3 separate regions of the Homo sapiens genome follow, and all the other regions are linked to region 1. Evidence: chromatin loops called from intact Hi-C (ENCODE). Cell type or tissue: endothelial cell of umbilical vein. All regions are shown on one strand.

Evidence for each region. Hi-C counts contacts between places; a loop is a spot of excess contacts. Peaks named below come from ENCODE experiments on the same cell type or tissue, not always from the same donor. Only the 100,000 strongest peaks of a DNase experiment are listed, where the experiment ranks them.
Region 2: a loop joins it to region 1, with 5 times the contacts of the local background. A loop is called at or near these places in 4 of 110 quality-filtered maps.
Region 3: a loop joins it to region 1, with 4 times the contacts of the local background. A loop is called at or near these places in 14 of 110 quality-filtered maps.

The regions. Positions count from the first base shown.
Region 1 is chr6:3,974,928-3,982,927 of GRCh38, reverse strand. It overlaps the pseudogene GLRX3P2. Among named protein-coding and RNA genes, the nearest start is that of PRP4K, 42 kb to the left of the region's middle. RefSeq lists a silencer at 4,339-4,633. In endothelial cell of umbilical vein, a CTCF peak has its summit at 4,507 (motif pointing right); a DNase peak (open chromatin) is centred at 4,567.
Region 2 is chr6:3,822,084-3,830,083 of GRCh38, reverse strand. No RefSeq gene overlaps it. Among named protein-coding and RNA genes, the nearest start is that of FAM50B, 23 kb to the left of the region's middle. In endothelial cell of umbilical vein, a CTCF peak has its summit at 4,437; DNase peaks (open chromatin) are centred at 3,923, 4,403 and 6,223; H3K27ac peaks cover 4,452 bases.
Region 3 is chr6:3,882,558-3,890,557 of GRCh38, reverse strand. No RefSeq gene overlaps it. Among named protein-coding and RNA genes, the nearest start is that of TGILR, 25 kb to the left of the region's middle. In endothelial cell of umbilical vein, CTCF peaks have their summits at 2,933 (motif pointing right) and 4,772 (motif pointing left); DNase peaks (open chromatin) are centred at 3,057 and 6,387; H3K27ac peaks cover 2,034 bases.

The DNA.
Region 1 (8,000 bases):
ATATTATATGTAGTAGAATTTATATAGGAACATTGTCTTTTTCCCAGTAATGCTGATTCTAAACTAGATTATGTAAATTTCATGTAACATGACATTAAGAATAGTGGGGTGCTAAAGATATTTAGAAATGATTTCCAAAATTGTTGTATTTCTAACATAGAAGGATATTGTCATTTTAAAATAATGTAAAGAAAAAATGCCCCAAACTATCTCTTTAATAAAGTTTTTTTTTAAAATAAAAAACCATTTGTTCAACACTTTATAATGTATATGTTATTTCTCATACCTGGTGTTTTTTTTCATAACAACTAGAGAAAATTGCTATTATCATTATTCCCATTTGAAGAGGAGCCTATGAAGTTTCATTAGAGGTAAATCATCTTGCTCAAGATCACAGAGCAGTAAGTGTTGGAACTGGAATAAACCTAGATTGTCTGACTCCAAATCTGTGCGTGTGTGTTTAATGTTTTAACTTTTATTTTAAAAGTTCAGGGTACATGTGCAGGTTTGTTACACAGGTTAACTCGTGACTCGGGGGTTTGGTGTACAGATATTTTGTCACCCAGGTACTAAGCATAATGCCCGACAGTTTTTTTTTTTCCCTGAGCCTCTCCCATCTCCCATTTTCCTCCCTCAAGTAGGCTCCAATGTCTGTTGTTCCCCTCTTTCAGTCCATGTGTTCTCATCATTTAGCTCCCACTTGTAAGTAAGAACATACAATATTTGGTTTCCTGTTGCTGTGTTAGTTTTCTAAGGATAATGGCCTCCAGTTCCATCCATGTTCCTGTAAAGGACATTGTCTCATTCTTTTTTATGGCTGCATAGTATTCCATGGTATATATATACTACATTTTCTTTATCCAGTCTACTGTTGATGGGCATTAGGTTGATTCCAGGTCTTTGCTGTTATGAATAGTGCTGCAGTAAACAGACAAGTGCATGTGTCTTTATGATAGAATGCAAATCCTGTGGGTTTTTTAATAAGATAATTTATATGTGAATACTTTGCAGTAGGAAAATGGAGTATAAATCAAAGAGCATTTGACAAGATCGAGTCCTGGCTCTGTCCCTGAGTAGCTCTGTGATCTTAGGCAGTTTATTTCATCTACTTTCTTGTGCCTTAAAGTTAAAAGACAATAAACTTGGAGAAAATATTTGCATCATATGTAACAGATAAAAGATTAACATCCAGAACACATAGCCAATTCCTAAAGACAAATAGTGCAACAGGCTGTGCAATTTAACCGTATAAGGTAAAACAACTAAGGAACACATGAGTGAAAGCATAGAGAAAAGCTGAGGCAGGAAATGTTACCAGGCACCTGAGAGAAGCTGTTTCTCATGACTGAATGCTCATTTAACATGTCAGTTTGTTAACAAGGCAAAAAGAAAATACACTGTGGAACAAAGTTTTCATCATGTGACAAAAAACAACATGCCCATTCTTCAAAAACAAATTTCCTTAGGACTTGATATGGTCTGGCTCTGTGACCCCACCCAAATCTCATCTTGAATTGGAATTGGAATTGGAATCCCCACGTGTTGGGGGAGAGACCTCATGGGAGGTGATTAGATCGTGGGGGCAGTTCCCCCGTGCTGTTCTTATGATAGTGAGTGAGTCTCATGAGATCTTTGGTTTTGTACATGTCTGGCATTTCTTCTGCTGGCACTTTTCTCTCCTGATGCCATGTGAAGAAGGACATATTTGCTTCTCCTTGTGCCATAACTGTAAGTTTCCTGAGGCCTCCATGCAGAACTGTGAGCCAAATAAACCTCTTTCCTTTCCAATTACCCAGTGTTGGGCAGTTTTTTACAGCAGTGTGAGAACAGACTAATACAGGACTCGGTAGGAGGGATTTAGCATTTGGTGATTTGGATAGGAAATATTGATTTCCTGATACAGTGGATGACATCTTCAACAGTGCATTTCCTCAGACATGGGCAACTCAGGTGGATGCTCATCTTATCCTTGTTTTTAATTTCAAATTTATGTATTCCTTTAATAAAATTAACATATAATCAAGGATTTAAGAAATATCTATCAGTACAGAAAGGCCCCAATCTTCCCTGCCAGTATTCACAGCTCCACAGACATAAATACTTTAAATGTTTTTGGGTTATGTCTTCTCATAGTTATTTCCATAGCTTCCAATGATGACATGTGTTTGCTGTGATTTTTTGATTTATCCATATTAATAATTTCTACTGGGGCTTTCTGCTCTGAGAGATTCCATAGTGAATGAGCTGGTGTCTCAGGCTTTAAACAATCATTCATGCTCTTTCTTCCACCTCTGTGGAGGCCACGTTGGACTGTGACATTAGTGAGAAATAAACCCTTATTATGCTAAGCCACTGAGATTTGGGGGTTGTTTGTTAACACAACATAGCCTAATTTACCCTGACTACTAAACTGCCCAATTTCCTCACCAGTGAAGCTAGCCTCACTGGTGAGGAATAAACTCTATAGTGCCTCACTCTTAAATATAAATGCATAAGCAAGATTCATCAGATATTTGAGGAAAGTGTTCACATGAAGAACAGACTCTTAATCAGAAGCAGAGGAACTCATAGGTAACAGAGACAATGCAACGAATAGAAGAAAACATTTGTTTTAAAAGCCGGGTGCGGTGGCTCACGCCTGTAATCCCAGCACTTTGGGAGGCCAAGATGGGTGATCACCTGAGGTCAGGAGTTCAAGACCAGCCTGGCCAACCTGGTGAAACCCCATCTCTACTAAAAAATACAAAAATTAGCTAGGTGTGGTGGCATGCATCTGTAGTCCCAGCTGATAGGGAGGCTGAGGTAGGAGGATCACTTGAACCCAGGAGGCGGAGTTGCAGTGAGCCGCAATCAAGCCACTGCACTCCAGCCTAGGCAGCAGAGCGAGATCCTGTCTCCAAAAAAAAAAAAAAAAAAGAAAACATTTGTTTTAAAATTAAAATCTGCAAAGATAAGGAAAGATATTAAACCTATAAAACAAGAAGAAGGTGCTATAGAAAAGAAACAATGAGAGAACAAGAAAGAACTTTTAGAAATAAATAATAGAGTAGAGACTAAGATAAATAAATAGATATGCAAATGTTCATAGCAGTTTTATTTATAATAGTTCCAAACTGGAAACAACCCAAATGTTCTGTAATGAGTGAATGATTAAACAAATTGTAGTACATTTATACTGTGGAAATACTACTAACAGTAAAAACAGAAAAACAACACACACATAGCTTAGAAGAAATTATGCTGAGTGAAAAAAAGCCAATCTTAAGCATGTTGCGTGATTTCATCTATGCAACATTGATGAAACATCATTTTTGAAATGGAGAACAGATTACTGGTTGTGAGGGATTAGGAATGGGGGAAGAGGGAATAGGTATGTTCATAAAGTGGTAACATGCGGGACTCTTACGGCTATGGTACTGTTGTGTATCTTGATTGTGATGGTGGCTATCCAAGACAACACAAGTGATAAAATTGCAAAAAGTTATGCCAAACACACACGGGCATGTGTAACTTGTGAAATCTGAATGAGCTCTGTAGATTGTACCAATTTCAGTTTTTTTCTAGTAGCTGTATGTTTAATATTGCTGTAAAGATACACTTTTTTATACAGTTATTGTTAATAATTTGAAGATGTTTATTGCATTCTATTTTTAGTGGGAAAACATGTAACATACTTTTATTTAGCACGACATTGTGAAATACAAAAAACATGTAACTGAGTAAGCAGGATTTTTCTATTCCTAGCCCATTTCTGAGGACTAAATCATGAACTGCTCCCAATGTAATTAAGTATTTCTTGCAATAGTTGGGCACCAAGTTTAAGATTTATTAATTTTCTCCTCTCAGTATAGGCAGCAATTCACCATTTTCTTTCAGCTCTTTCACAATATCCAATCCTCCCACCAGCTCCCCTTTCACATACAGCTGAGGGTATGTTGGCCAATTTGAGTAAGCTTTTAATCCTTGCCGATCTCCTTCATCCTCCAATATATCGAATGTTTCATATTCACCACCAGTACTATTTAGTATTTCCAGAATTTGTTTGCTGAATCCACATTTTGCTTCCTGTTTGTTTCCTTTCATAAAGAGCATCATAGAAGCTTCATTTGTCAGCACTTTGAGCCTTTCCTCTAATTTGGGAGCTTTGGGACAAATTATATCTAGTTCTTCAGATGCGTGTATCTCCTTAATTATATCAAGTCCTCCTATGAGCTCTCCAGAAACGTAGAGCTGAGGATAGGTAGGCCAATTGGAATAGGCTTTGAGCCCCTGTCGAACCTCTTGATCTAAAGACATCAAAACTGCTAAACTAAATATTATGTTTGTGAACAATTTCCACCATCTGCTTGCTGAAACCACAGAGTGGTTCTTGAGGAGTTCCTTTCATAAACAGCATGCAGGGGGCAGCATGAGTCAGTTTCTGTAAGCGAAGGTTGAGATCTTCTTTAAGATGTTCGTCAGTGCTGGGTGGGAAGGAGCCACTAGATGCATGTCGCTGAGCTTTTTTGGTCTTTAAGATGTTCATCAGTGCTGGGTGGGAAGGAGCCACTAGATGTCGCTGAGCTTTTTTGGTCAACTCTGGGATGTGTGCACCATCTAATCGGTCAATTTTCTGAGAATTATTGAAAAACAGAAAAGTGGGAACAGAGCCAATTTCATATTTTTCAGATACTTCAGGAACACCTTCAGCTTCCAACTTCACAAATGAAACTTGAGGGTGTTCTTTAGCTAACTCTGCCATAACTTCGTTCATCTGTGCACATTGTGGACCACAAGGAGGGACTTGGCTTTGAGGCGCAGCAGCTCCTCAAACTGGCCGGCTGAGCTGACCTCTTCTACAGCTGCTGCAGCCGCCTTGCTGCCCCTGCCACCGTGCTGCCGCCACCACCAATTTCAATTTTTCATTTTCGATATTATGCTATAGTCGTTCAGGATGTTAACAGTGAGGGAGTCTGGGGGGGCGGTGCATGAGACATCCCAGTACCTTTTTTTGAATTTTGAAATAATATTTCCTGTGAATCTATAATTATTTAAAAATAAAAAGCTTTAAAAATCTTCAAATAAATAAGCAGATACTTTGGAAGATAAAGTCAATAACATATCCCAGAAAGAACAAAAAAGGCAGTGTGGAGGACAGAAGGAGAGAAGGGAAGGGAAAAGATAAGAAAATTAGAGAATCAACTCAGAGGTGCATGATATTAGGAATTCCAGAGAGAACAGAGTAAACAAAGGAGAAGAAACTAAAATAATAAAAATCTACACGAACTTGAGAACATGTGCTTTTGTACAGAAAGGGCTTCCTGAGTGCCCATTGCAGTGATGCAGAAAGGCCCAGCACATCGGAATGACCTTTCAGAACACTGAGAGGCAAGGAGAACATCTGTGCTGGATTGCCTCTTGTCAACCTGATGACACCACCGTTCTTCTGAGGTTGGGAACTATACTTCCCAGAATTCTGTTCCCAAGGTGGCAGGGATGGAGCTGAGCTTAGGCTCGGTGAAAGTCTGATTTGCAAATGGCTCCTGCAGGGTGCCCAGCCTGCCAACAGCAGAGACAAACATTGAGCCCATGATGTGGCACTGTTATTTGGGGGAATCAACAGTTTAAGTAACGTGGACCATTTCCATCTTGCCAGAAGCACTGCTTTGTTCTCACTGGAGATGGATGGATTGCCCTCCCTGTCCACAGTGGTTCCTCCAAAATGGTCATCTCTGGACTTACTTACAGAATACCTAATGTATGATAGTGGCACTCTTCCTAGCTTTGCTTCTGACAAGGAACTGATTTCACAGCAAATGAAGTGCAGCAATGTGCTCACGAAAGCATGATGTTGTGAATGCCTTTATTTGGAATTCACTGGTCTTACCATGTTTGCCATCATCCTGAAGCTTGGCTTGATAGAGTGGCAGAATGGGCTTTTGAAGATTCAGTTATGGTGCCAGTTGATAAAATAACTTTGTGGAGCTGATTTAGTACCCGATGAGATGCAGAACATACTCCGAATCAGTGACTCATTTATGATGTAGTTTCCCCCACAGCAAAGATACGAAGTTTTAAAAATCAAGGAATGCAAATGGGAGTAGTGTCTTTTACTGTACATCTAATGATCTACCAAAGTTTTGGCTTTTTTATCCCCACAACATTAAACTCTGCTAGTTTAGAGGTCTGGGTTTCCAGGGCAGGAATACTTCCACCAGGGAACACAACAGTGAGTCCATTTAACAGGAATCTGAGACTCTCATCTGGTCACTTTGTCAGACAAATGTTTTCTTTGCTAGATGGGACAACTGATCTTGATTATCAAGGGTAAATTGGTTGGCTACTGCACAATGGAGGCAAGGAGTACCTGGGCTCCAGGAGATCCTCCTGGTAATCTGGCACTCCCATGCTCTGTAGTAAAAGTTAGAGAAAACTATAGCAACCAGAACAAGCAGAACAATGTCGCACAGAAACTTCAAGAATAAAGATTTAGGTCATCATACTAGACCAAAAAACAAATTAAAAAACTGACTGGGCTGGGCACTGTGGCTCACACCTGTAATCCTAGCACTTTGGGAGGCCAAGGTGGGCGGATCACTTGAGATCAGGGGTTCCAAACCAGCCTGGCCAACATGATGAAACCCCGTCTCTACTAAAAATACAAAAAAAATTATCCAGGCATGGTGGTGGGCACCTGTAATCCCAGCTACTCCAGAAGCTGAGGAAGGAGAATCACTTGAACCCAGGAGGCAGAGGTTGCAGTGAGCCGAGATCACGCCACTGCACTCCAGCCTGGGTGACAGAGCAAGGCTCTGTCTCAAAAAACAAAAAACAAACAAAAAAAAAACAAAAAAAACTGGCTGAGGTGCTTGCTGGGGACCAGTGTGATAGGAAATGAGTGGTGGGAGAAGGGAATTACACATACCAATTACAGCCATGTGACCAGTTCCAGAAACAAGTACTCTAGTCATTAGAGATATTTTCTTTATTGCTTAGATATGGACATTTGTATACATAAACTGATATTTTTCTTTTTTTTCTCTCCCATTCCAATACCCTCTAATAGTATCAGTATATGAATCATGGTTACTCGTATGGTCCAGTTTTAAGTTATAGGATAGCAAGATAAGATTGTGAATCAGAAGATAAACATTTATTCACAGATGGATAAAGTGGAACTCTGGGTTTCTTCTTTTAGGTTTGGTTGTATGAAGAATCATTGAATCATATAATGTAAAAGCATAATGTTGCTAATATCTTTATTTGGAAGTTAAAGATTAAAAATAGGGTGTGTGGATGCCGAGCTGATGAAGGAGTAGACTCTGCTGGATTATCTGGTGTTAGCACAACTCTCACTCATTTTTAAGGCTGAGAGCTACATTTTCCAGAATGGTTTCCTTTTCTATGTGGTTTTTGGTTAGAGTATGCTTGTGAGAGAAACTTGTATGAGATTTGGAAGATGGAAGTGAATCAGGGGCAGCTAAATGTGCAGGTAGGCAAGAGCTTCACAGTGGCTTCCTGGCAAACTCTTGAGAGGATAGTTGGTGGAAGCTTCTCAGAGATTCCTGAGAATTTCGGTAAGGTTTTGAGAACCACCTCTCCTCAATGATTCAGACTGAGATGTTTAGCATAGATTTCTCTGATTTTTGGTGACAGATCCAGTGACCTTTACTCCTTCAGCTCTTCCAATAGTCATGAAAGATCCTAATTTTATATTAATTTCCTTATCCACAGAATGTAGGCACAGTATGGTGTTGAACACCTGTAGTCCTAGCTACTTAGGAGGCTGAGGCAGGAGGATCATGTGAGTCCAGGAGTTCAAGACCAGCTTGGGCAAAGTAGTAAGATCCTGTCTCTTAAAAGAAAGAAGATGACAGAATACATAAAATGACTTCTTTTTATTTTGTAGTACACTGACTGATACAAGATTCTAAAAGCTTCCAGAGAGAATAAAAGATTGCATACAGAGAATGAGAAGTCAGCATGGCATTGAATGTATCAACAGTAACTTAAGCCAGATG
Region 2 (8,000 bases), 150 kb after region 1:
CAACTTTCCCTTTGTAGTTTTGCCACACTAGACAAGGCGAAGCCAGAATGGCATGGCACAGCAATCCTAATCAAGGAAAACAGGACAAAACACAAGGCCCCAGGGAAGGAAGGAGCCAAGGAGCTATGGCTTCATTAGCTTCCTGGAGATCCACCTCTACCTACATTTCCTGGTTCATTCTTTCCCTCTTGATAGACACGGTGGGGAAAACAAGATGCTCATCAGATATGTCCTGAGGGTTCCAGGAGAGAGATTCAATGAGTGCAGAGGTCAAAGCTCATGGCTGTCCGGCTGCAGGGACCTGCAAATGTGCTTTTATTTGGCCTGTGCCGTGTTTAATTTTTTTTTTTTTTCTGAATAAGTGGCTAAAATTTAAAACTGGAAGATCTTACATTAGAAACTGGATATCTTGTTTTTCCTGGAAATTAGGAAGATCTGGAAAACTGGACCTGCATTCCCACAGGGCAATAAGTAGCCAGAAGGGATGAGTGGTTGCCCCTTAGATAAGCTCTGAGCTCTGCAGGTCTTCCGGCCTCACCAGCCCACAGAAGCCCTCACACTCATCTTTCTCACTGTCTGATTCCTGGGGTGGTTCAAGCATGCACTGTGTGGGTTGGAGCAATAAGACACGAACCCAGATGTCTACAGAACAAGACAGTGAAGACTAAGTGTTATGCTGCACGGTCGCTGAGCCCATGGCGGAAGCTTCATATTTGTCAAGTGAATAAATGGCTGCAGATATGAAAGACTATAGTGCAGTTTTGGTGAATATGCCAGGGAGATGGAGAGTCAAGCAATAAACTTATCTGTTCAGAATCTTCTCCAAACAGCACATCTCATACAGCTTTCTTCCTTTACTATTTAATCTTTAATATAATACCCATTATCTGCTAATAATAGTAGACCCTACTTCGGATCCTTAAAGGAAGCTTGCACAAAAACTTCTCAAATAAGTGGATAAATGAGAAAGAAAAGGCAAAACTGCAGTCCCATTGGTGAATTACTTCAAATTTGTCATGAAACCTGGGTTTATTTTTATCTTTCTTTTAGACTCAACCGTAGTTTTGTCCATTCTATGTAGCCCTTAAAAAAATAAACACCATAGTATGGTGGTTCCTCAAAAAATTAGAAATAGAATTACCATACAGTTTCAGCAATTCCACTTCTGGGTATATATCCAAAATAACTGAACGCAAGGACTCAACCAGGTATTTACCCACCCATGTTCACGGCAGCATATTCACAACAGCCAAAAGGTGGAAGCAATGCAAGCGTCCATCCACAGATGAATAGATAAGCAAAATGAGGTTCAGCTGCACAATGGAATATTATTCAGTCTTAAAAAGAAAGGACACTCTGACACGTGCGACAACATGGATGAACCTTGAGGACATTATGCTCAGTGAAATAAGCGAGTCACAAAAGGACAAATTTTGTATGATTCTACTTACATGAGGTGCCTAGAGTAACCAAATTGACAGAGACAGAGAGTAAAAGGGTAGTTACCAAGGGTTAGAGGAGTGGGGGATGGGAGTTATTATTTAATTGGGACAGAGTTTCAGTTTGGGAAGATGAGAAAGTTCTGGAGACGGATGGGGGTGATGGTTGCACAACAATGTAAATGAACTTAATACCACTGAAGTGTACACTTAAAAACAGTTAAGATGATAAATTTCATTATGGGTATTTTGCCATAATACAAAATAGGTATAAAACATACACTTGTGAATTTCAGTTTCTCATTTAAAGTCAAAATTAAACACAGATTACTTCCCTGAGAGGATATGGAACAGCTATCAGGGAAGCAGATGGAATGGGAAGATGAAACTCAGAGTTCACTAAGCTAATTGGCCAATTGAGGGGGGACCCATAGTACTTTAAGGTAAGCTACTGTCTGACCTCTGCAACCCTCCAGGCCAATAAACACCTCCTCCCTTTAGTTAGACAAATGCTGGGAGAATCAGAATTCAATTTTCACAAACTTTTTCAAAATATTATTTAAAGAAGATGCAGAAAAGCCAGTTAAATGTGGGTAAGGCTGGCCTAACCAACGTTTTTAGAAAACACTTAGCATTACTTGGTCAAAGCAACATCGCAGCCCAAGAAGACCAGCGTATGAAGTGATAACATCTATAGTTGCAGAGGTCTGTTCTGGGACCAGCCAGGGATGCAGACCCCAACCTGGGACACAGATGAACCAGGAGTGTTAAATAGTAATATTTGCATGAATGCACAGTTAGATAGTGTATATATTGAGTTGTATATTTTCTTTTTTCTCTTTTTTTGAGATGGAGTCTCACTCTGTTGCCCAGGCTGGAGTGCAGTGGCTGATCTCAGCTCACTGCAACCTCTGCTGCCTGGGCTCAAGCAATTCTCCTGCCTCAGCCTCCCGATTACCTGGGATTACAGGCACCTGCTACCATGCCCGGCTGATGTTTTTTTTTGAGACAGAGTCTTGCTCTGTTGGCCAGATTGGAGTGCAGTGGTGCGATCTCGGTTCACTGCAACCTCCACCTCACGGGCGCAAGCAATTCTCCTGCCTCAGCTCCTCTCAGTAGCTGGGATTACAGGCGTGCGCCACCATGCCCAGCTAATTTTTGCATTTTTAGTAGAGATGGGGTTTTACCATGTTGGCCAGGCTGGTCTCGAACTCTTGACCTCAGGTAATCCACCCGCCTCAGCTTCCCAAGGTGTTGGGATTACAGGTGTGAGCCACCGTGCCCGTTCAATTTTTGTAGTTTTAGTAGAGACGGGGTGTTACCATCTTGGCCAGGCTGGTCTTGAAATCCTGACCTCATGATCCACCCGCCTTGGACTCCCTAAGTGCTGGGATTACAGGCGTGAGCCACCATGCCTGGCCAGTTGTATATTTTCATTAGTGTGGCTCTAATAAACATAAATGTCTAATCTTATCATGCCGAACATGATTATACTAAAATACACAGGGAGTTTCTGAAACACATACATGCTTTTTAATAATGAATCTGCTTATTATCGTGTTATTCTCTTAGATCACACAGCACACAAACACTCACAGTCGTTCAGAATCCTTGCCATCAATCTGGGTTCTGACCTTAGCTAGCTGTCCGACCTCAGGCAAGATACCTCCTGGGACCTGAATGTCCTCATCTGTAAAACTGCAACAACTCTATCTACCTGGCAGCATTGTTGTGAAGATGAAATGAGTTAGTGCAAGTAAAGTCCTTTTTAAAGCTGGGTCTATCACATAGTAAGTGCTCAATAAATTTAGCAATATGTGTTTGTGAGCAGGTAAGAGCAGTATCTGGATAGCTCCTGTCTCTGACCCACCCGATCCCTTCCTCGTATTTACAAGTCATTGATATTTTAGTTTCAAATTCATGTGTCCAAATTCTTTGTTAGACTTTTCCTTTCCTATTAGCCCTTTCACTCCAGAGCAAGGATGGTAAGACGCTCAGGGAAAGGTTGTGATGTGATCACAGATTGCTGTCTACATTCACACTCAGCTAGGGTTACTTGCAGGAGAAACCTGCCCCTAAGCACACAGTCCACGTGTGCCAGGGGTGGACGCACACAAGGGCCCTGCTGCCACCATGGCTGGGACCTTGCCCGCCTTGGGCACAGGCAGGGCCCAGCTTTTCAGATGAGATCACCAGTGTCTGACCCAGGAGCCAAGTGCTCAGGCCAAAAGACTCCAAATTAAGCCAGCTGAGGTGCTTTCTTTTGAGATGGGAGAACATGTGTTCCATTCTTAAGGGGAGAAAGCAACTCAGGACTTCATGTTTTCATTGTACTTGGCTCTCACTGCCTCTAACTCCAGGCGTTTGTGGAACAGGGAAATGAGCTCCGAGTCAAATGATAAAGCTGATATGATTCATGTGTCTTTCAGGAGGAAAGAGACAGGAAACGGAGGCCTGGCTGCCTGGGCTGTGACGTTGCCCCTCTGGCATGCTGTCCGGGCCTGGAAAAATGCAGCTGGCACTGCCTTGAGGATTCGGAGCAGACAGGAGTTATGTGGTTGCTTGGCCAACTCCCGAGTACAATAAACTTAATCTTGGAAGTCTTACTCTCGAGGGTGAGGAAAGGGTGAAATGTCGGTATGTAGACTCTGTCGCCAAGAAGCACAGGAGAAATGAAAGAAGAAACAAATCCCTTCAGTTAAAATGCCAGTGGAAAAACACTTCTGAAAAACAAACACCGAGAAGCACAATGTGTTTTTATGTGCTTGAGATTTTTTAAAAACGAGTTTTGGAAAATAGTCTCTTGATGTTTACATAGTTCCCCGTGAATAAAGGGCAACTGGGAATTTGGACTGGCCTGGCTCTCAAGTAGGGGTCCGCAACCTGCAGCCCGAGGGCCCGTCGGTCGCTGCTGGCTTCTTTCTATGAATGCTGCCCTACTGAACACAGCCGCGCCCCTCCGTGACCTGTGCCTGCGGCTGCTCTCATACTACCACGACAGAGCGGTGGGGGGCGTTGCAGCACTCACCTCACAGCACACATACATCAAAATAGTTACTGTCTGATCCTTTACAGAAAAAGTTGACTGATCCTTGGTCTAAAACAGGAGAGGGAAGTACTCACTCACCTCAGTGCCCATTTCATGCAGAGCTGCAAGAGCTCTCTGCCCTACCACAGTGCGGCCACCTAATTGTCTCTCCTTGGCAGAACACATGCTTGGCTGGCGGCTGTGGGGAGGGCAATCTGGCTAAATAATGCATCAGCAGGGCTGCCTCTGTTCTTAGTTTTCCTGCAGACTTTGCTGGGTCATGCAGCTAGGTTAGATTTCAGAGGGTCCTGCAGAACCACACTGACTTCTAGTTCCCTGTCTCCTTGTCTGTAGGCCCTGTGAGTGCAGGGCAAGGCCAGCTCATTTTTGCATCTAATTTGTACCATAGAATCGGTGCTGAATAAATGTTTTTTTTTTTTTTGAGACAGAGTTTCGCTCTTGTTGCCCAGGCTGGAGTGAAGTGGCACCATCTGGACTCACTGAAACCTCCACCTCCCAGGTTCAAGCGATTCTCCTGCCTCTGCCTCCCAAGTAGACAGGATTACAGGCATGCACTACCATGCCTGGCTAATTTTTGTATTTTTAGTAGAGATGGGGTTTTACCATGTTGGCCAGGCTGGCCTCAAACTCCTAACCTCAGGTGATCCACCCGCCTCAGCCTCCTAAAGTGCTAGGATTACAGGCTGAGCCACTGTGCCTGGCCATTAAATGTGATTTTAAATAATAAACAAGTGCACACACACTAGATTACATTTTCAGAATTACCAAGTGAGTGGGAGTCTCAACCCCATCTGTTGAGACCTTATCCCACGCAGACTGTCCAGAACCTCAACCCAGCAGGGTTCGACCCAGATATGAGGGTTGCAGGGCAGCTACAAAGGTAGCCCCTCTTCAAGCCAATATACGTATTTTTACATTAGTCCACATTATTTAGTGGGAAGAAATAAATTTTCTTTTAGTAAAACTTGGTAAAAGATATATCTTTTACCATATATCATACCAAGATACCATATATCTTCCTTTCCATCAAGGGCTTTATCAGCACGTTGAATACAACAGAACATCTCAACGTGCTGAGTTTGGAATTGGCTTTCAGTTCACAGTTTTTCTATCACTTGTGACTAGATTATGATTCAGTCATTCACACCAAGAATTGAAATAACAATCTAATTCAACATTGATTTAATAATTATTAATTGTTCTTCCTGGCCTTCATTACCCTAAAAACATGTTGCTGTTGTTGTTGTTTTTTTCTGGAGGCCTTATTCTCTTGAGTTTTCTTTTGCAATTTTCTGAACACAACAATTTCTTGGTTACATGTTAAATACTTTGAAATTTATGCAATAAAACAAAACCGCGCAGTCCCAGGAAACATCCCTCTACAGCGCATTACTTGGTTTCGGAATCTCGTTGACCATGGGGTCAGCTTCAGCAGGCTGGTTTCAAGTTTGGTGTCGGGAACCCAGGGGCCGCCCCCTTCAATATTTCCCCAACTAAGAAAGGTGAGCACAGGCAAGGGGATCTGTCTTGCTTCCTCTTCAAGGCTTGACTACTATGGTTGGTATAGGACAGGCTTATATTTAGCCATTTATCTAATGAGTTGTATGTGGAAACCTGAATTCATCAACATCCCGGTTGTGATGGATTCCAGTAAGGTTCGAGCACATCCATATTCCTGGTGCAAGACAAGTCTCCTGAGTGTCCCGCCTCCTAATCCCGCTTAGCTGCCTCACTTCCTTCCTTCACAAAGATTGAGTCAATTTACAATCTTAGAGCAACAGATCACCACAGAACAATAATGATAGTAATGATGGCTCCCATCAGACCGTGAGCTCCATCAATAGGGATATCTGTCTCTTTTGTTTGCTCACTGCTAACACCACACTCCAGGGCCCAGTCCAGCACTGCTACGGCCAAGGGAAGTAGAGTCTGGCTAGCAAACCATCAGGTTGCAATAGACAGGCACTCAATAAATACTTGCCAAATGAATGAATTTGCTGAAAGCTTACTGTGGGTAAAGTTCTTTCTGTGTCATTTCATTTAACCCTCGTGACCATTACTGTGAGCAAAGCATTGCTGTATCCATTTAACAGGTGAAAAATTGAGGCTCTGTGTGCAGTTAATTGACTTGACCACATACATTCAGCTGGTGTAAGGGGCACCCAGTTGGACTCAGGCCTACTTGGCGTCACAACCTTTACTCTTTCCACAATGCAACTCAGTCCCTGGGGCCATGCAGTTGGCTCTATTAGGGAATGAATCCTGGTATTCAGACCGGTCAGGCATGGAACATGCCTGTGCAGTTACTGGCTCACCACAAAATATTAATTACCACAGGGGAATAGGTTAAAGGCTATTTGTAGGGTAGCAGGAAGCCTAATCTATTGCCAGCTGCAGATAAAGACCAGCCAGAACTCTAGCATATCACTGGCAATGAGGAGTGGCTTTGTTTGACTCTGTGTGGGCAGGTTTTGTCGGATAGCAAGAGCACCCGGGCTGGTATTGCAGAAAGCAGTGTATAAGGATTCTGTAATCCTACTCTTAATTTGTCTAGTCAAATGCAGGTTTTATAACAGATGGGCTCTGGCTTACGGTCCATGGCCAGACAGGGAGAACTATGTATCACATGTAATGTAGTCCCGTGTGTGAGCGCTCCAGGTCACATAGCACCAGGTCACATGTGCTTCAGGTCAGCATGGCTAAATATGAAAGGACACACACCCAGCTCGGCGCGGTGGCTCCCATGCCTGTAATCCCAGCACTGTGGGAGGCCGAGGCGGGAGGATCACCTGAGGTCGGGAGTTCGAGACCAGCCTGGCCAACATGCTGAAACCCCTTCTCTACTAAAAATACAAAAATTAGCCAGGCGTGATAGCGGGTGCCTCTAATCCCAGCTACTTGGGAGGCTGAGGCAGGAGAATCGCTTGAACCTGGGCGGCAGAGGTTGCGGTGAGCTGAGATCACGCCATTGCACTCTAGCCTGGGCAACAAGAGCAAAATTCCATCTCAAAAAAAAAAAAAGACAAGACAAGACAAGACAAGACACACACCCTACCCCTAGCAGCCAGCACCAGCCAGCTCCGGGCAACATACCTTAAAGCAGAATTCAAAGGTCACTAACATCAGAATCACTGCTGGGGGCTAAGGGCTATTAACAATGAAGACCCTAATCCAGACCCTCTGGGGATGGGTGGCAGGAATCCTGTCTTATTTACAAGCTCCCCAGGTGGTTCTTCTGCATACTAAACCATAAGAACCACTGTTCATGGACTTGGGTAGAAAGAGGAGGTTCATTTTTCACTTTTAGATGTATGCAATATTTGGTGCTTTGTAATTTAAAGAGTATAGGTCTGGGGGAAGAAAGGAAGGAAGAGAGCAGAAAAGAAAGAGACGGTATTGTGAGAAGACTCTGTGTGGGGTGCTGGGGTACAGAAGCCACATCCCCTGGACTCTGGATGGTCCCGTTGGAATTGTCTGTCTCTTTGTCCACCTTCACCTGTTTTCCTGCCACA
Region 3 (8,000 bases), 92 kb after region 1:
TGTATTGAGAGTACCGCTTTACTTCCGATTCTGCCCTGTATTTTTACTAAGTGAATACAATCTCAAGGATAACTTCTAGAATTCATCATTGCTTCATTATATTTCCAGTTGCCCCACACTAAATTTATCGGTCCCAATTAAGTCCATATAAAGAGGAGTGTCAGCGGAAGAATAACAAGGTTCATAAATTTGGAAAGGAGAGCTTCATTTCTTATAAAGGGTTGCAGCCTGCCAGGTGGCCATTCTGACAGGCAGGAAGCATAGCCTCCGGCCAGAATCCAGAAACAGACACTTCAAGGGTGGGAAGAATAAGGAATTTATGCTGAACGGGTGGCCAAATATACATATTCAATAAGCTACAGGAGGATCATAAATATTTATGAGAGAGGTAACCTGCGAATGCGCAACCAAGCACGATGCCTCTCTACATTCAAAAAATGGCAGCGTCAACATGATGGGGTTGAGTATTCGCCCTCTGACATCAAAAGATGAAGAGGGAACACAAAAACCCTCTCTGTGCATCCTCCGTAGGCCAGCCGGAACCACTCTGTGGTTGGTGGTCTCTTATCAGGAAGGAATACTGGTGGATTGTTTCGTCCAAACTTCAAAAGAGGTGCAGTGGTAGGTGGTTGGTTGATATCTGGGTGGTCTTTCCAAAGGGCTGGTTTCTGTTTAACCTTAGGGAAGAAAGCCTAAGGGGGGTTAGCAGGGGCCTGTCCGACCTCCCAACGGTCACGGTGGGGAACTCAGTTTTCATTTCCCTGGGATACCCCTGGCCAAGAGGGGATTGGTTCAGTTGGTTGGGAGGCACAGGATTTCATTTTTTTCAGGGTGTTAGTGTGGAAAAAACACAAAAGCTGCAAGTGCGTTTTCCTATTTTCTCACTCAACAACACAACAATCAACACAGATGAAGACTTCTGTGAACAAATGCGGGAGATTTCTCCCCAGCTGCAAACAAGCAAGCAGTTCTTCAGGGGACACCAGCTGGGTGTCCTCTAATTCAACTACAATGCTGTTTACCTGGAGGTCGTGTCAGATCTCACAGTGCTCAGTGTCTGAGGCTGCCATCCTTAACCCCAATCACTAGTCACAATTCTGCGCCTCCGGAACTTCTGACCTATTAGCTTCAAGTTGGGGTTCCCACAATCCCCTCTCTGGGTTTGATTAATTTGCTAGAGTGGCCCGCAGAACTCAGAGAAATACCTTTACCAGTTTACTTAAAGGACATTACAAAGGATACAGAAGAAGAGATGTGTAGGGCAAGGTATGGGGGAAGGGGTTTGCTACCCTCCGGAAACCTCCACCTGATCACCTACCTGGAAGCTCTCCAGATTCTGTTCTTTTGGGCCTTTTATGGACACGTCATTATGTAGGCATGATTGACAAAACCACTGGCCATTGGTAATCAACTTAACCCCCAGCTCCCTCCACTCCTTGGACATTGAGGGTTGGAGCTGGAAGTCCTGAACCTCTAATCCTGCCTTGGTCTTTCTGGAGAACAGACTTTCCTTAAACAGTCTAGGGAGCCCAGCCATCAGTCAATCATTAGCATATGAAAAGACATCATAAAAGTCAATTATAAAAAGACACTTGGAGATTCCCAGGATTTTAGGAGCTGTATGCCAGGAAACGGGATGAAGAACAAATATATATTTCACAATATCTCCCCTTGAGATGAGATTGAGAAATACAATAAATTAGAAAACAGATTTCATACCAGCATAACCAAAATAAATCTTTGCCAAATTCAGACGCAACTCAAATGTCCATTGACCTTAAAAACAATGACAACAAAGCCAACAACAACTGGAAGACCTTCCACTTTCAGGGCCAGGATGGGCAGACTGCAGTGGAAACCGGGGTGTGGATGCCACGAGCCCGCCCGAGAGCAGAATTTAGGAAGCAGCTTCTGGAATGTACTGCAGGTCTCAGTAGGCCATGAGTCTCGTAAGCCCAGTCTGCCTTCACTGGGCTTGTCTGCAGCTTGGCCTCGTGCCCCTGGACACAGGTATGAGGTGAAGATGGCAAAGAGATTCACATACTAAGAAGCCACCCTCGTCAGGCTGGCCTGTGCTGGAGTTTAGTGTCTGTCATGTTGGGGTGTGGCACCTTTGTTTGCAGGCTAGCCTTTATATGCCCCTGTATTTCATTGTTTGCTTTTGTTTTTTCCTTTAGTCACCTAGTAAACATTTCTACTGGAAAACCTTGCCTCAGAAGAACTAAGAGGAAAAGCAGTGTCCACACCCAGACCAGCCTCGCCAAGGAGGGCAGAGGTTCCTCTCGAGGACGGTCTTGGTCAACGTGGCCACAGCTCCTGCTCCAACTAGCACTCAAAGGAGTCTGCTGGGGCCCCAGGGAACACGGGGGGCAGTGGCGCACCCTCAGTGATGGCTGCTCTGTAGACAGAGCCCCAGGACTTCTCTCCCTCCTTCTTCAGCTCTCTGCCCTGTTGCTCTGCACAATCACAGCGCTTGTCACTTACATGTCTGTTTACCCGACCCCTTGCCAGCCTGTCATTGTTATTTTGGTATCCCCAGCACCTATGTGATGTGTAATATGTAATGAAGGTTTCTCTCATGAAACCAAATGGTGAGCATTGAAGTAGGGGGAGAGGCTGCATGAGCAAAAGGACCATTACCCTCTCTCTTCTACCAACTGGGAGGCCAACAAACTGAGGAGATGGGCTGCCCGGTGATGGGAGGACAACATGGTGCAGCGTCCTTAGAGAGCTTCCGGTAGGCCTCAGGCTGCTGTGAGGGAGCTTAAGGTTATTAGCTGTTAAACTGTTGCTATTTTGAAAAAGTTGAAAGAGCACTGTGCACTATGTGCTCAAGTGCATTTGACTCAGGAGATGGTTAAGAGGGGGTGAGTTTGGGGAATGCTTGCACTGGGAGAGAACTTGGGGTACAACTCCATGCGTGTCTGTGGGTCTCTCCACAAGATGGCACTCATCTCTTGTTCTTAGCTCCTGCTAATGAAAAGTTTGTAATTTTTAAATCCCTGCAGAGCAATGAGGATGACTTCTGTTTCCTGTATTGGCAACTTACATGTTTTATTTCCCTGGGAACCTGGGCCACGGTGAGGGTAGCTGCATTAGGTACTAAAGTCTGGTGAGCCCTAGGGGGCACAACGTGGTTGCACATCCTGCAAAACCGGGCTCCCTAAGTTAGTTTAAGCACAGGTGTTTGGAGTGGTCGCTAGGGTGACGTGTTTGAGTAACTTGCCCTATTCGATGCTGGCCTCGGCTAGTGGGACTGCTGCCATTATTTTGTATTGCTGTAACAGTCACCGGTCACACTGACTTTGTCTCTGAACACAACCCTGGGCTTGTTTGTGATTAACAGTGTCAATCTGCAGGAGAAAGATCCTTGGTCTCTGAACTTCATGAGAGGAGTTAAAAAAAAAAAATTGCAGACTGAGGTACCCAGTATAAACCATGAGGAGAATCCTGTGGAAGTCTTTTCACCACCTTTTGGACGCAAGGAGTGCGCTTACTCATGGGATTGTTGTATTATCAGAAGTAATGTACTTTATCAAGTCTCTTTCCTTCAATACAATCCTTCCAAGAGGATGCTGCCCAGGAATTTATAGGATGAGGCAAATTCCAATGATGCTAATCTGGCCTCATTGATAGATCTCCAGAATATTCCAGTTGACCCCAATTTTCACCAGTCTTGAGAAAATTTGCAATGGGCCATCCTTCCCCCTTCCTCATGTCGTGCCACAGGGCCGAACACTCAGTGGTGCTGGAGATGTTTGTCACACTTGATGTAGAATCTCGTTTCATACAAAGGCCACAGGGGAGACAATTCCCAATTCAAAAGCATTTAAAACAGTATGCATGTAGGCAGTCCTTGCAAATGTCACCAGCTAATGACAATAATCCGTCCTGTTTCTGCAGGGCCTTATAATACATGTGCACTTACATCTCTATCCTGCCTGCAGCCCCTTCAAGACACCAGGAGACAGATTGTTAGGTCCGTTTTGGAGAGAAGGAAATGAAGACTCAAGAAGGTCATGATTTCTACAAAGTCACAAAGCAGGCATGTCTCAGAATTGGGATAAAAACCTACGTTGCCTGAGTCTTGGCCCACTCTTTCCTTCAAATCCTTGGTTGTTTCTGGGTGCCAGGCGCTGTTTTAGATATTAGGAACACAGCAGCAAACAACTGTCAATTTACAAGAGAAGGATCGTTGGTCTCTGAACTTCATAAGAGGACTTAAAAACAAATTGCAGGCCAGGCGCGGTGGCTGGCCAGGATCGTGAAACTCCGTTGCTACTAAAAATACAAAAATTAGCTGGGCGTGGTGGCGTGTGCCTATAATCCCAGCTACTCGGGAGGCTGAGGCAGGAGAATCTCTTGAACCTGGGAGGCGGAGGTTGCAGTGAGCCCAGATCGTGCCATGGCACTCCAGCCTGGGCAACAAGAGCAAAACTCTGTCTCAAAAGAAAAAAAAGTTGCAGCCTAGCAACAAAGTATAAGCCATGAGGAGAATCCTTTTACCATTTCTTAAGCTTTCAGACCACCCCTTTTGACACAAAGGATGCACTTATTCCTGGGATTGGCCTGTTGGGTGGGGTGCAGTTTTAAACAGGGGGCTCAGGTGACATTCAAACAGAGGCCTGAAAGTGGAAGAGGTGAGTCACACAGAATTCTTAAGGAAGAGCTTCCAGGCAGAGGGAACAGCTGTCACAAAGACCTGCCATGGAAGGGCCTAGTGTATCCCAGGAAAGCACTGAGCCACCTGCTGGGGGACCTGGAGGCCACAGTCTGACCTCGGCTCTTCTTCTGACCAAGACGAAGCCATCAAAGGGCTTCAAGCTGACATGTGCTATGATATTTCTGACATCTTAACAGGGTCACTCTGGGAGATTTCCTTACAATATAAGTTGTCAATATAATCCAAGAAAACAATGGCCCAGAGGAAAAGAGTATTACATGACTATTACTGTAGGTCTCACAGTGAGGTGACAATCACAAGCACTGTCTGTGGGGTGCCTGCCATGGGCCAGGTAGTTGGCAGGGGGCTTTCTTTACCCACAACATTTCATCCCGTCCTTGCCGTTGGCTGCATGATGTATTTATTATTATGCCATTTTACAGATGAGAAAACTGAGACTCGAGTCCACAGGCTAACCAGTGGCAGCCTTGGGCCTTCACTCTACGGCCCTTCGCCTCTGTTGTGAGCACGTGCACATCAGTCAAGGCTGAAACGATCCTTTCAATGAAAGAAAATGTGATATTTGGTAAAGTGCCTTGAAAGAAATACTCTCATAATAAGAATTGGTAAATGTTGTCTAATTAACACATTGGCAGTGTTCTTCATGTCATTTCTACATGCCGTTCAACCTGCAAATATTATTTTTTAAAATTAATCTAGTAATATTTAATACTTTTTAAAGGGAGCCTTTGATTAACTTTGGTCCCATCAACAAACACTAATTGCATTAAGCTTTTTGAACAGCCTTTGTAAATGTAATCATTTGACTTCCTTAATTGTCTGATTAACAACAACGAAAAATCTTCCCAAGTACTTAAGTAATAATTCCTGTAAATATAACAAAATCTAGACATATAATAAATTTTAAATTCTCTTAAAATATCAACATAAAATTATAGTCTACATCAACTTTTTAGCTCCACAGTTTAAGTTAGAATTACAAGTTTGACTGACACTCCAGCACACAAAATCCTCTTAAATGTAACAAATAAGGAAAAGGCCAAATATCCACAGATTACCTCCTAACCCCAAGATATCAGAAATAGATTTGATTCATCTTCATCATTTCTACACTTAATGCTGTCTCTTTTCAGGATTACAAGTCATTTTCCCACTAAAAAAAAAAGATTCCGAATAAATTTGGAGTTGAATTTTCAAGTGAATTTTTGGGGCCTCCTTACCAGCTGGCCGAGGTTGCATCATGAGCAGGGATGTTAGCTTGGGTGCAGGAGTTAGAAGTAGAGAGGTCAGGATGATTTTTGTTGATTTTGTACTTGCTAAGTCACTGTCTTGCAAAGGTCAGCTCCTAGTCCTGGCCCCTACATTCGGTCATATGTCACCTGCTTCTGTACACTTAGACATGCCTGCAACCTTGCCAGGTCTCTGTAGCACATGGCTGGATTTAACAACATCGTTTCTGGTCTAATTCTATTCTAAATTCTTTTCATATTCTGCACATTTGCTGCAGCTGTAACTTCCAGCCACTGCTCAAAGATGAAGATGGGGCTTAAAGCTAGACAGTGGAGTGAGGCTAGCCAAGGTCAGAACTGCAGAGATGGCAGGTGTGTATGTGCTGGGTGAGGCCAGCTTGTTGAATGTTGCCATGGCCCGTCCTCCTCATTCGCCTCTGGGAAACACAGGAGGAAACTGCACAAACAGAACCTGTGTGCATCTGAGCAGCTGCATCCTCAGAAAGATCTGGCTAAGGCAGTGACATCATGAAACTGGAATTTCTTTCACTCTGGAGGAAGTGAAAAGAGCTGCAAATGGATCTTTAGGGACTGGTTATTATTCCCTGTTTTAATGGACATTTCTTTCATCTTAAAGTGCATTAAAAAATTGACGTGGCAATATAAATACCACCTTCCCCTCCACCTTTTTTTTTTTAAGCAAGATGTCTCTTGAATTTGTATTTGTTTTGCTACTTAAAACCAAATCTTTAAGGAAAGCCAATGCAAATGCAAGCTCTTCAGTGCTTATGGTCACTCAGTGGACTCCTTAGTTCCCAGCAAGCTCTAGCTGCCCAACTGAACTTCTCTTTGTGGGTTTTCAGAGGGCTGGGGAATGGAAATGGGTTGGTGTGGTTCTCCAGTTTGCTCGTTCTTTGCCGTATGGCAGGCTTTTCACACACAGATGGGCTGCTGAATGTTCTATCATTGCAGACTTGCCTCCAGACCCAGGTATATTTCAAGAGCAGAAACCATTGGCACAATCACCCCTTATTCTGTTTGTGGAAGAAAGTTGCCATCCACACAGAAAATTATAGTTTTGGCCGGGCGTGGTGCCTCACAGCTGTAATTCCAGCACTTTGGGAAGCTGAGGCGGGTGGATCATGAGGTCAGGAGTTTGAGACCAGCCTGGCCAACATGGTGATACCCTGTCTCTGCTAAAGATATAAAAAATTAGCCAGGCGTGGTGGCATGTGTGTGTGATCCCAGCTACTCGGGAGGCTGAGGCAGGAGAATCACTTGAAGCCGGGAGGCGGAGGTTGCAGTGAGCCGAGATCACACCATTGCACTCCAGCCTGGGCAACAGAGCAAGACTCTGTCTCAAAAAAACAACAGAACAAAACAAAAATTATAGTTTCTATACATGTGGGTTTGGAATTTGAACAAGTTATTTTATTCTGGGAATGCTTTATCATCGCCTAAAATGACGACTTCTTTCCTAGTTGTGATTTCTCTTTGCCACGTTACCAGGAGGCACAGAAGGCACAGGGAGGAAAGTTCTGGGTTTTCCTCTTGCGAAACTGAGAAGCCACATTAGGGATGAGGCAGTCATCTGAGCCAGCATCTTGTCTGGAAATAATTATGGCTTGCTCACAAAGCTGTGGAAATCTGCAATGCAGAGAAATACAACATCCTTGCAAACCCAAATAAAGGGCAGCAAATCCTTTTGGACACAGCTGTGCCTAAGACTCCCGGAGTGAAAGGAGCAAAATTGTACCTATGACCCACTGTGTCTATTGGAAACCCTAGAATCAATGTCATGTTCATCACCCTGTTAAATGGCAACAGATTTATGAGGAGAGAAGCTTCCAGAAAGACTGCAGAATTATCTTTTTTGGTGCAGTTTGGGACTTTAATTCTCAAAGGATTAAAACCTGTCCAGGTTCTTCTGGTGTGTTCCTTCCGTCTATACAAGGAGCATGTGATTCTTTAAAAATGTTGACTTTGCAGATCCCAATAGTTAGGTGGGAAATTGAGACACCAGAGAGGCATGAGGTTCCTCATTTAGTCTGGACTCAGTTCCTTTCCTAAATTAAAGGAAATGTACC